Regions from separate parts of the Mus musculus genome. Here region 2 is linked to region 1. Evidence: chromatin loops called from intact Hi-C (ENCODE). Cell type or tissue: gastrocnemius. All regions are shown on one strand. Each heading gives the region's core, and the rest is flanking DNA. Links, peaks and the distances in the headings are about the cores only.

Region 1 (5,110 bases), core at 771-4,770:
TTACATTATAACCAGCTTTCTGTTCTCCAACTCCTTCACTACCTAAGATTGGCTGTTCTGGATCTTGCTCTGTAGATTGACCTTGAACGCAGAGATCAGCATACCTATCTCCTGAGATTAAAGCTGTGTATCATCATGCCTGGATCTAAATTTAGCTGGGTAGATTCTAGCCCCAAGGTCCCACTCCCTTAATCTGTTATCTCCTAGAACACAAGATTTTGCTCTATTTCACTTCCTGGTACCCCTTTAATACTCGAACCATATATGTTATATTTTTCCTTTCTAAGTTTGCTATGCTTGTTCAAACTTCTCTTCATAAGACTTAACCAGAGAATAAAATCTCTGCTGAGCTTTTTTGAAACTTCCTTTGTCAATGTAATTTATCTGAGTCTCTTCACCTTAGCCTCAGGCAGGCTTTTCAGACAAGGGTAAAAAGTAGTCACATTCTTCATCAAAATACCACAAAAACAGTCTTTATGCCACATTCTGAAATTCTTCTCTTTTGAAGTCTCTTGGGCCAGGTCAACACAGTTCAAATTACTCCCAGCAACAAAGTCTTCCATATTCCTATTAGGATGACCCATTAAACCCCATTTAAAGCATTCCACTGCTTTCCAAATCCAAAATCCCAGAGTCCACATTCTTTCAAATAAAAGCATGGTCAGGCCTATCACTGCAATACCCAACTCCTGGTACCAACTTCTGTCTTAGAGTTTTACTGCTGTGAACAGACACCATGACCTGGGCAAGACTTATAAAAAAACAACATTTAATTGGGGCTGGCTTACAGGTTCAGAGGTTCAGTCCATTATCATCAAGGTGGGAGCAAGGCAACATCCAGGCAGGCATGGTGCAGGCAGAGCTGAGAGTTCTACATCTTCACCTGAAGGCTGCTAGTGGAAGACTGACTTCCAGGCACCTAGGGTGAGAGTGTTAAGCCCACACCCACAGTGACACACCTACTACAACCAGGTCACACCTCCAAATGGTGCCACTCCCTGGTCAATCATCACAGTGTTTTTAGGAGGTGCTCCTCTTCTGTCCTTAGGCTCCTCAGCTCCCAAATTAGAATTTCCTCTTGGTTCTTCTGCATAACCTGTTGTTGAATTTCCCTATCCGCTGAATTGTTACTGTTATGCATATCTTTTAGCTACTTACCTTCTCTCAAAAATTTCATCTTTGAACTTCTTTACAACAGCTGCCTTGAAGGCGTTGTCTGTTAATGCAGTGTCTGGAGACAATGGGATACAATTCCTCTGGATTTCTTTTTTCTTTCTTTCTTTTTTTTTTTTTTTTTTTTTTCCTGAGCGCTTGTTATGTACTTGGCATTTGAAGTCCAGCATTGTACCAACTCAGATAGTGTTTTTGTTTGTGTGTGTGTCTGTTCCCAAACTCTGTCTCCCTGATGATGTCAGGCTGTTTTGTTTTATTTATTTTTATGCCTAAGTCTTGCTTCCCGGCTTGGGCCTCTGTGACTTCACAGTTGAGCATTCAGCCAAAGGCTTGCCAGCTTATACTCGGAGCCAAGATGGCTTCTACCTTTGGCCAAGATCTGTGCTTGAGCAGAAAATTGGGTTCTCACCGTGGCCACAGTGAAGTCTTCTCTGGCTTCTACACTAGGTTAGAAATGAATCTCAATAAAATGACCACACAATCCTAAGCATTTCATGAAGATAAAAGGTTTTATTTTTGCAAAAGGGTGAGCATCTGTGTCAGATCAAGTATCAAGCACTCTTAGCATGGGTCCCACTGAGGTTTTCGTCCCAATATGAATCAGTCCTGAGGGGTCAGAGCTAGGCTTCAATCGTACGCAAGTGGCTAATGTAGAGCCCTTCAGCTGGTAAGCAAAATGGAAATTTCAGCACCAAGTGCAACCTTGCCCTCAAATTTTTATTTCAAAAAAGTTCTGACCCCAGAGGAATTTGAATTTCTGCCAAGTGGCTTCTTTACAATTTTTTAAAGCAGAGTTCTGTCTTCTTTAATCTTTGGATAGAAACAACAGCACAAAACACGAAATAGAGAAGAAGAAAAATAGTCTGTTTCTTTTACATGTCCCGCAATCAGAAGCGTGAAAGGAGGTGGATAGAAAAGCGAGTGGGTAAGGAGTGTCGGGGAGTCTCTGACCACTAATCCCAAGACAGGTGCCCCACCCTCACAACCTCCTAAAGGCTCCACTTCCAAATACCTTCAAATATGTGAGTGAGGTTCCCAGGGGCCGTAGAAGAAACTTTTCTGCATACTTGGATACAGGACCCCTATAAACTGTAATTGCACTACCCTGTTGATAAAGTCCTGACGGGGGCTCCAGTTCAATGGGAAGGATATGAGGAGGTAGTGGCTGCTGGCTTGAGGAACCTGACCTGAGAATATGCAGGAATGTCTGAATGGATTTCTGTGTGGTGACTGCAGTTATCTCCTCACTCAGAACTTGTGTGTGGGATTGGTGCTACATCAGATTAGAGACCCCCTTCCACTCCTGTTTCGAGATGGCAAATAGGTAAGCTTGCTCCTCAGCCCATGTGAACTGAGAACATACGGGATCACATAATCCCATGGACATTATTATATACCATTAATTTGAAACATTATACAATACCTGCCAGGCAGAAAGATGATTGCATTAATTAATGATAACATTAGACACTGCAATCTTACCACCAAGAAATTCTCTTCAGAGCATCATGTGGTACACACACACACACACACACACACACACACACACACACACACACACACAAAGGTAACAAAGGTAAACCTTAGATTGGGGTTGATGTCAGGAGTCTGTGATCGCCACCCAGTGGTTAGAACTGGAATTTTGGACAAGGTCTCTGTTGCTATGTATGATACCTATTGTTAGAGACAAAAATTACTGGCTTGAAAGTGGACATTAACTGGAACTCCACTAAGCCTGAGGAACCTAAAATAATCCTGAAATCTGAATCCCCAAGACACATGAGTGACAGCAAAGAGACACTCTGGGGAAGACAGTGCTGAGAAGAGATCCACAGTGAGAAGGCACATCCTGTGAGGGCTGCAAGTGGGTGCTTGAGCACACCCACAAGATGGCTAGAGAAACATCTGGGGGTCTGCCACGTCCATGGCCACAGTGATGGTACCCTGTGAGCAATCCCCACTGAGCTGTAGAGCCATTTAATTTATAGATAGCTACTTTACAGTGAATGGCTAAAATCTGACCCCCAAGGCCACTATACCATGACCTACTAAGGAGAAACTCAGAGCCAAGGCACCAGATGGGATGGCCATGGACTGCTTTCCTTGCAGTGGTGGAAGGATTGCACAATGCTAAAAGCTCTTGTTTTAGGATGTCGCTGACTTATAAGCTGTGACCAGTAGCATGGCTGTGGGCAGACAGCAGAGGGGAAGTGAGTTATTGACGGGATACCCAAGTGGGTGTGGCCCTGTGTAACTCACTATTGACACCTGAAGAACCCTTCCAAGATCAGTGATCAAGCAGATCTAGCAGGTGTGTGCCCTAGGGGACTAGACTAGGTGCCCACTTGGGTTTGACAAACGGGACGACTTGGAGAACTCTAGCTGGGTAGAGATGGGATGCTTGGAAGAGTTTCTGACATCTCCGGGGGCTATAAAATGCTATTTCTTGTCAAGGCAGATATAACAGTGCAGGCCAGTAATCCCAGGGCTGGGGACACAGACAGGAGAATCCCTGGGGATTGTTGACTAGCCAGTCTAGCTGAACTGGTCAGCTCCAGGTTCAGTGAGAAGCCTTGTTTCAGAAATAAGGTGGAGCTGGGGAGAGGTCAGTGGTAGAACACTTGCCAAGCAAGTTCGAGGCCTTAGGTTCAATCCGGACTACGAAAATGGTGACAACGATATGGAAAGTAATTGAGGGAGACACTCAGCATCAATCTCCGGCACGTGCATGCACACACACACACACACACACACACACACACACACACTGAATAATCATATGTTAAAAAAATACCTGGCACTGCAGGATATAAACGAAGTCATGCTAATTGTTAAGACTTATTTTTTAAAAGATGTATTCTTATTTTAAATTGTGTGCCCTTAACTGGACAGTCTTGTCTAGTATCAGTGGGAGAGGATTTACCTAGTCCTGCAGTGACTTGATATGACAAGGTGGGGCCTCCCCCTTCTCAGAGGAGAAGAGGAGAGGGGGATGGAAGAGGGGCCGTGTGAAGGGGAAATAGGAGGAGGGGGGCTGTGACTGGGATGTAAAGTGAATGAATGATGAATAAATAAATAAATAAATAAATAAACAAATAAATGGGAAAATTATGTGTATATATGCATAGCTAGGTGTGGGTTTGTACACCCAAGGAGTCCAGAATATGGTCTTGGGTCCTCTGGGACTGGAGTTGCAGAGCACTGGGAACCAAACTTGGGCCCTCTGTAAGGGTTAACAGGTGCTGGTATCTGCCGAGCCATCTCTCTAGCCCCATGCTTTAAACTCTACATTTCCATTGAGTGATGTTAAATTGCAGATTAGAAGCACCATGAAGAGCCAAGAGACCTTGAGGGAAAGGAAAGGAGCTGAAATGAGCCTCTTCTCTTTTGCACACACACCCTGGCCAATATTCACATGCCACAGGGCGCAGCGGGCCACAGAAGTTGCCCTTAGCACCTGGCAGAGAAGGCCGCTTCTCCAGCTAAGTGGAACCTGGAGAGTAGGTTTTATTTCATCCACTTCTGAGAACAGCTGGGCCCCTGGCCTGAGAACAGGATACCTCCTGGATCCAGCCGGTAAGGTCAGGGTGCAGCTGGCCTGGCTCGGGTGCTTGTAGCATAGGAGAAGGAAAGGTGAATGGGGGACACCTTCTTGGGAGTTTGACCAAGAAGGGTGTGAGATTCTAGGAGAATGGTGTCATCTCCCAAAACAACCCTTGCAGACACCAGATATCCAGGCCCATGGGCCAAGGCTCCAGAGTGCTGGCCACAGGATGCTCCACCAAGAGCCAGAGAAAGATCTTTCATTTGTTTCTTTGTTTCCTTGTTTTCACCAAAGGAAAACTAAAGGAAACAAACAAACAAACGCCTCTGTCTAGTTCTTATTATGGGTAGAAGTCTTAAGGGGAAAAAAGCCTAGAGACAGAAAAACACTCCA
Region 2 (5,110 bases), core at 733-4,732, 110 kb after region 1:
TGTATTGATCAATACCACTGGGTCCAAGAGTTTGGAGCTCTAAGTGACCTTGTAAGTCAATCTCCAGATTCCTTTCGAGCCTCTCACTCCCAAGATGAGAGGTTGCAGCACTGGGGAGGACAGAGACAGACACGGAGGGCTCAGGGACCCAGGGGGTTCCTGGACTGTCCGGGAAGTGCATCCAGACCTGGGGCCTCCATTCCTGGTCTTGGTCCTGGTCTGGTTCCAATATCTCAAGTTACAGCTCTAAAGTGTGCCAGACTAGCCGCACCAGCGGAGAAGCAAAATCTGGTGCCTGCTGCCATTGCTGGCTGTGAGGGTCCTGCCTCCCCGACCCTCGCAGATCTCCATTTCCTAGCTGGGCCTGGGCTTGGGGCCTTCCTGTGGTTGGTACCAGAGCTTGAAGAGCCAGGCCTATGTACAACAGAAGGGAAACAAGTTGGGAGGCAGAAAGATTTATCACCTGAGGCCACACATTTTACAGTTAGGAAAATTGAGGCTCGGTCAGACTACATGACTTCCTTAACTAGGCGGCAATGCCAGCCATTTGTCCTCTGTGTAAATGGGGGACTTGGTAGAACGAGGACCCACTAAGTTCTCTGTTAAGTCTCAATTCATCACTGTCCGGTCGAGGCCCTGTGGACTTCCGTTCGGTCCCTGGTTGCCAATGAACTCCCACCAGCCTTTTATGCCAGACTTGACCTCCTATGTGACCTTGGGTAATTCTCGTCTCTTTTAAGACTCGGTTTCTTCATCCAGGAGATGGGAGTGGGGTGGCCAGAGCGTAGCAGCAGAAAATTGAACTGAGAAGTTCACAATAACCTCCTAACCTCCGCAAAAAGCAGGCACAAGACCGGGAGGAGGGGCAGGGCATAGGCGAAGGGACGCCGACCCGGGTAGCTATTGGAGAGGCTGTGAATGGGGCGAGCCTTGAGCCGGGACGTGGCTTGAGTTCTCTGGTCCAGACAAGGACTTGGGTACTGAGTTTCTCCGCTAGGTCACTTATGCTAGCTGGAGCGGGACTCCCGGCGTCGCTACAGGAGAAGCTCCTCAGGGGCCGAGCTCTCTGCTGCGCGTAGTATAGAGTTAGGGAAGTTGTTTAGAGCCCGAGCCGCCCCACGGCTGACGCGTCTCCAGTGCGAAGTACAGAAAGGGGCGTGGCTAATCGGAGGGAGGGGCTTGGGGGCTAAGATGTCGTCGCTGGGCGGGACCTATAGGGAAGAGGCGGGGCTTAGGGCCAGGCCTGCGGGCGGCGGTCACCGGAGCCCTCGCGCCGGGCGGCGGACAGCCGAGGACGACGGGGCGGCGCCGTGTCCTCCGCCATGACAGGTGGGCGCGGGTCCAGGAGGGCGACGGGAGCCGTGTGACCTTGGCGTCAGCTGGCGCCGGCGACGCGGGCGTAAGAGGCGCGCGGCGGCGGGGTGTCCCGGGCTCTGCGCGACGGGCCGGGGGCGCCAGGGGTCTCGGGTGCTGAGTGGGGGGCCGTCGCGGGTCGAGGAGGAAGAGCAGCAGGTGAGCGCTCTCCCGGTGCACTGCACCGGCTGCGCCTGCGGAACGGGCGGTGTCCCGGGACGGGATGGATCTGAGAGAGGGAAATGGTGCTCCTCGCCAGTCTGCTGAGACTTTAGAGCGCCGCTTGCACACAACCCCCTTGGAGGCGGGACCGGCGCTGCAAACCTGGGTAGCTTGTAGTACCAGGGAGACGCCCGTGTTTCCCGCTCTAGATGGGTCTAGAGAATTCGGACCCAACAACTGGATCCCTCTTCTCCAGGATGGCTTGGTTGCCCCAGCCCAACCCTTTTGCTCTGGGGACTCACCCACTTTATTCCTGATCCCAGAGGGACACAGTGACATTGCTGTGCTAAGTTCTCTCGGTAAAAGATCCGATGAGAGGATGAGTCAGCGAGGGACCCCTGCTGCCTTAGAGCCTAGGGAACGTGATAGCTACCAGATGCACTTTTTTTCTGGGAGTCTCTTGTACTTCATATGGCAGAGTTCACCTGGGATAGCCCAGAGAGATGAGGTAACCCCAGAAATCCCAGGGGTCTCTAAACTGGAGTCAGCGTTGGGCATGCACAAAAATAAGACCTCATAGGTTGCAACCTGGTGACTTCTAGAACAGGTTAGAGGAGACCCCATCTTCCAGGCCCTTCTTGTTTGGAGCTGCAATTTCTGAGCATTATGTGTAGAGCCCCTAATATACACTCTTGTTCAGAATAGCCATTTGGGGGCAGAAGGAATATTCTCATGTCTGTGTAGGAATGGGAAGATAAAATCTCAGGTTGGGTAAGTGCCCCCAGACCACCCTGCTGGTCAGTGGTAGGAGCAGAATGGGAGCCTTGGCCTCAGCCTCTGGTTTCCCAGATCCTCTAGTAAGTTCATCAGGATGTGTGGGACAGATCTCGCCTGTGCTGGCCTCCAAGGGCCCATTGTAGAGACAGGATACCCATGGAAAATGAGACATCCCACCTCCAGGAGAACAGGTAGTTGTGGGGGTGGAGAACTTTTAGCTGGAAGGACACAGGCAGGCCTTGATTGTGGCAATAATACGCTTTCCTCTCTGCAGTCTACTTGCTGGCGCTTTGACACTTCTAAGCATCCCACCTTTTTCTAGTGGGAGATGGAGACTGAAAAGCAGAAGTCTGAGAGGGTTGGATGGGCAGCCCTGGGGCGACAGATCCCTTGTTCATTCTTGGCTCAGTGCCCTGGTGCACCAGCTGAGGGTCTGCCATACACATTAGTCTTTGTTGCCTCTGAGTGTGAGTGTGAGTGTGTGTGTGTGTGTGTGTGTGTGAGAGAGAGAGAGAGAGAGAGAGAGAGAGAGAAAGTGTGTGTGTTTGGTGGTGATAGATACTGAGAGTTGTGTCTTCACAGAATAGGCAGTATAGTATGGAGCGAGTGATCTAAGCCAAACCAAGTACTATGACAAGAACTTATGGGAGTGGTTCAGAGGGGAGTCGATGCTCAAGTTCTGGACCCCAGGAGAATTGTGAATTCTTGGAAGGGGGCTAAATAAACTGGGCATAAATCAATCACATCTTCCCAGCCTGCTGCATGGGTCCTGGCTCTAGTGAGCTGCAGACAGAAGGCTCTGGGACCCTAGGAGCAGAGTAAGGGCAGGTGGGACCAGCTGCTTCAGGGTCCCAAATGCCAGAGTGAGGACTTAGGTCTGGGCTGCTGAAGTTGAAGATGAGGTGACAGAGCCAAGTTTCTGGTACGAGCTGGCAGGGAGGGAAGTTACAGGGAAAGGCTCATGGATTCTGCACAGAATGATCTCTTCTTTATCTAGTAAAGGCATTCCTGGCCTTGTTTACCGGAGCCTGGTATCCAGGCAGAGCCTTGCCCGAGTCTCCATTATACCCAGTGGCTGCCTCTATGTGGTTGCATGAACAGCTTATAAAAGCCACAGGAAGCACAGGAAGTACACTGCCCTAAAGCTGCTGCTGGCTTAGCCCTGGGCTGGGCCACCCAAGGCAGGTGACTCAGGGCTCCTGTGACTCATGGCTTGTGGGCAGCAGAGGTCCATCTTGGCTAGTGGCACTCAGGGTAGGAGGAGGCCGCTATGAGGCACTGGCCACTATCCACCAGCAGATCTCGCCTTGCCTTTGGACCTTGGACTGGAGCCCACTCAGAATTCTTCAGTAAATGCCTACTGTGTGTGCATCCTTGTACACCCTGGCACGATGTGGAGTGAGACAGCCTTGGCCTGCTCCTGTCTGGAAGAGAGCAGACCCCAGAATTCTCGGTGATTCATATGTAAATGACAGAAGGAGAATGTCAACTGGCAGCCCCAGCTTGGCTGTTACCTCCAGGCTGATGGCAGGCTTATAACCTTAGTGTGCCTTCATTTTCCTCTCTGAAAGTGGGGCAGTTGCAGAGCCGGTAGGAGGATGGAGGTTTAGGTAGGTATAAATAGAACCACAAAATGTCTGCCCTGTGGACTGTTCTGTGAGTTAGCTCAGTGAACTCTTCAATGAGATGCTGCAGGCACTGGAGCACCTGGCAATGTGGCAAGTCACTGGGTATCCCTGGGCTGTTGGTAAGTCTGTCTCCTAAACACACTCTCAGGGGCCTGGGCCAGTATTCCAAGTTCCCAGCTGCCAAGGTGAGGAGGTGCGGATGGCTTCGGATAGGGATGGAATAGCCAAAGAGCCAGAGTGTGGGCCTAGAGGGAGCAATGGCTTTCAACCAGGACAGCCCTATCCTTATTCTCTTGAGAGTAGCTTCCTGGGCCAAGGATGGGGTCTTTGATGAATGCAGCTCCCACTGTCACACCATGAACTCCTGGAAGACACCCCCAAGTTCTTACCATAGGCTAGGCATGTTGATAGGCCATGCCCACCTGGGTTGGGCAGGACCTCACAAAGCCACCTTCAGAGGTGGGATGCTGCAGGAGTGAGAAGTCAGACCAGTCAGGAGGAAGTTGCAGGGGAGCAGAGATGTGAGAGAGGTAGCCTGTTGATTCCATACCCTGGGATGAAGCCAGGGACAGGTCTGGCATGGTGACTGACCCTGTTTGTAAAAACCCAATATACCTTTAATCCCAGCACTCGGGAGGCAGAGGCAGGTGGATTTCTGTGTTCGAGGACAGCCTGGTCTACAAAGTGAGTTCCAGGACAGCCAGGGCAATACAGAGAAACCCTGTCTCAAAAAACCAAAACCAACCAAACAAACAAAACCCAATCTACTTTATAGAGGTCTAATTTAAACAGAAGCAGATATGTACACTTGCTTTTAGATTTATTTTTCTGCCTATGAGTATTTTGCATACTTGTGTGTATGTGTACCATGTGTGTGCCTGGTGCCAAGAAGGTCAGAAGAAGCCATCAGATAGCCTGGAACTGGAGCTGTAGACCATGTTCTCCCCAAGAGCAGCATATGCTCTTAACCACTGAGCCGTTCCTCCAGTCCCTGCACTTACTTTAAAGAATGGTTTAATATATTCACACACACACACACACACACACACAGAGAGAGAGAGAGAGAGAGAGAGAGAGAGAGACAGACAGACAGAAAGACAGAAAGACAAATACGCGCACGCGCGCGCACACACACACAGAGACAGACAGACAAATACACACACAGACAGACACACAGAGAGAGACAGACA

Evidence for each region. Hi-C counts contacts between places; a loop is a spot of excess contacts. Peaks named below come from ENCODE experiments on the same cell type or tissue, not always from the same donor. Only the 100,000 strongest peaks of a DNase experiment are listed, where the experiment ranks them.
Region 2: it touches region 1 in a loop (2.5-fold over the local background); 1 of 42 quality-filtered maps calls a loop at or near these places.

Annotation. Positions count from the first base shown.
Region 1 is chr13:49,324,698-49,329,807 of GRCm38, reverse strand. No RefSeq gene overlaps it. Among named protein-coding and RNA genes, the nearest start is that of Bicd2, 14 kb to the left of the region's middle. In gastrocnemius, for the core only: a CTCF peak has its summit at 2,824 (motif pointing left); DNase peaks (open chromatin) are centred at 1,503 and 2,791; H3K27ac peaks cover 516 bases.
Region 2 is chr13:49,212,156-49,217,265 of GRCm38, reverse strand. Card19 (caspase recruitment domain family, member 19) reads left to right here and starts at 1,240. Exons shown (of 6, transcript NM_026738.2): 1 at 1,240-1,329. The coding sequence starts at 1,323. In gastrocnemius, for the core only: no CTCF peak of the experiment used is centred there; DNase peaks (open chromatin) are centred at 2,679, 3,177, 3,618, 4,043 and 3 more places; H3K4me3 peaks cover 3,639 bases; H3K27ac peaks cover 3,855 bases.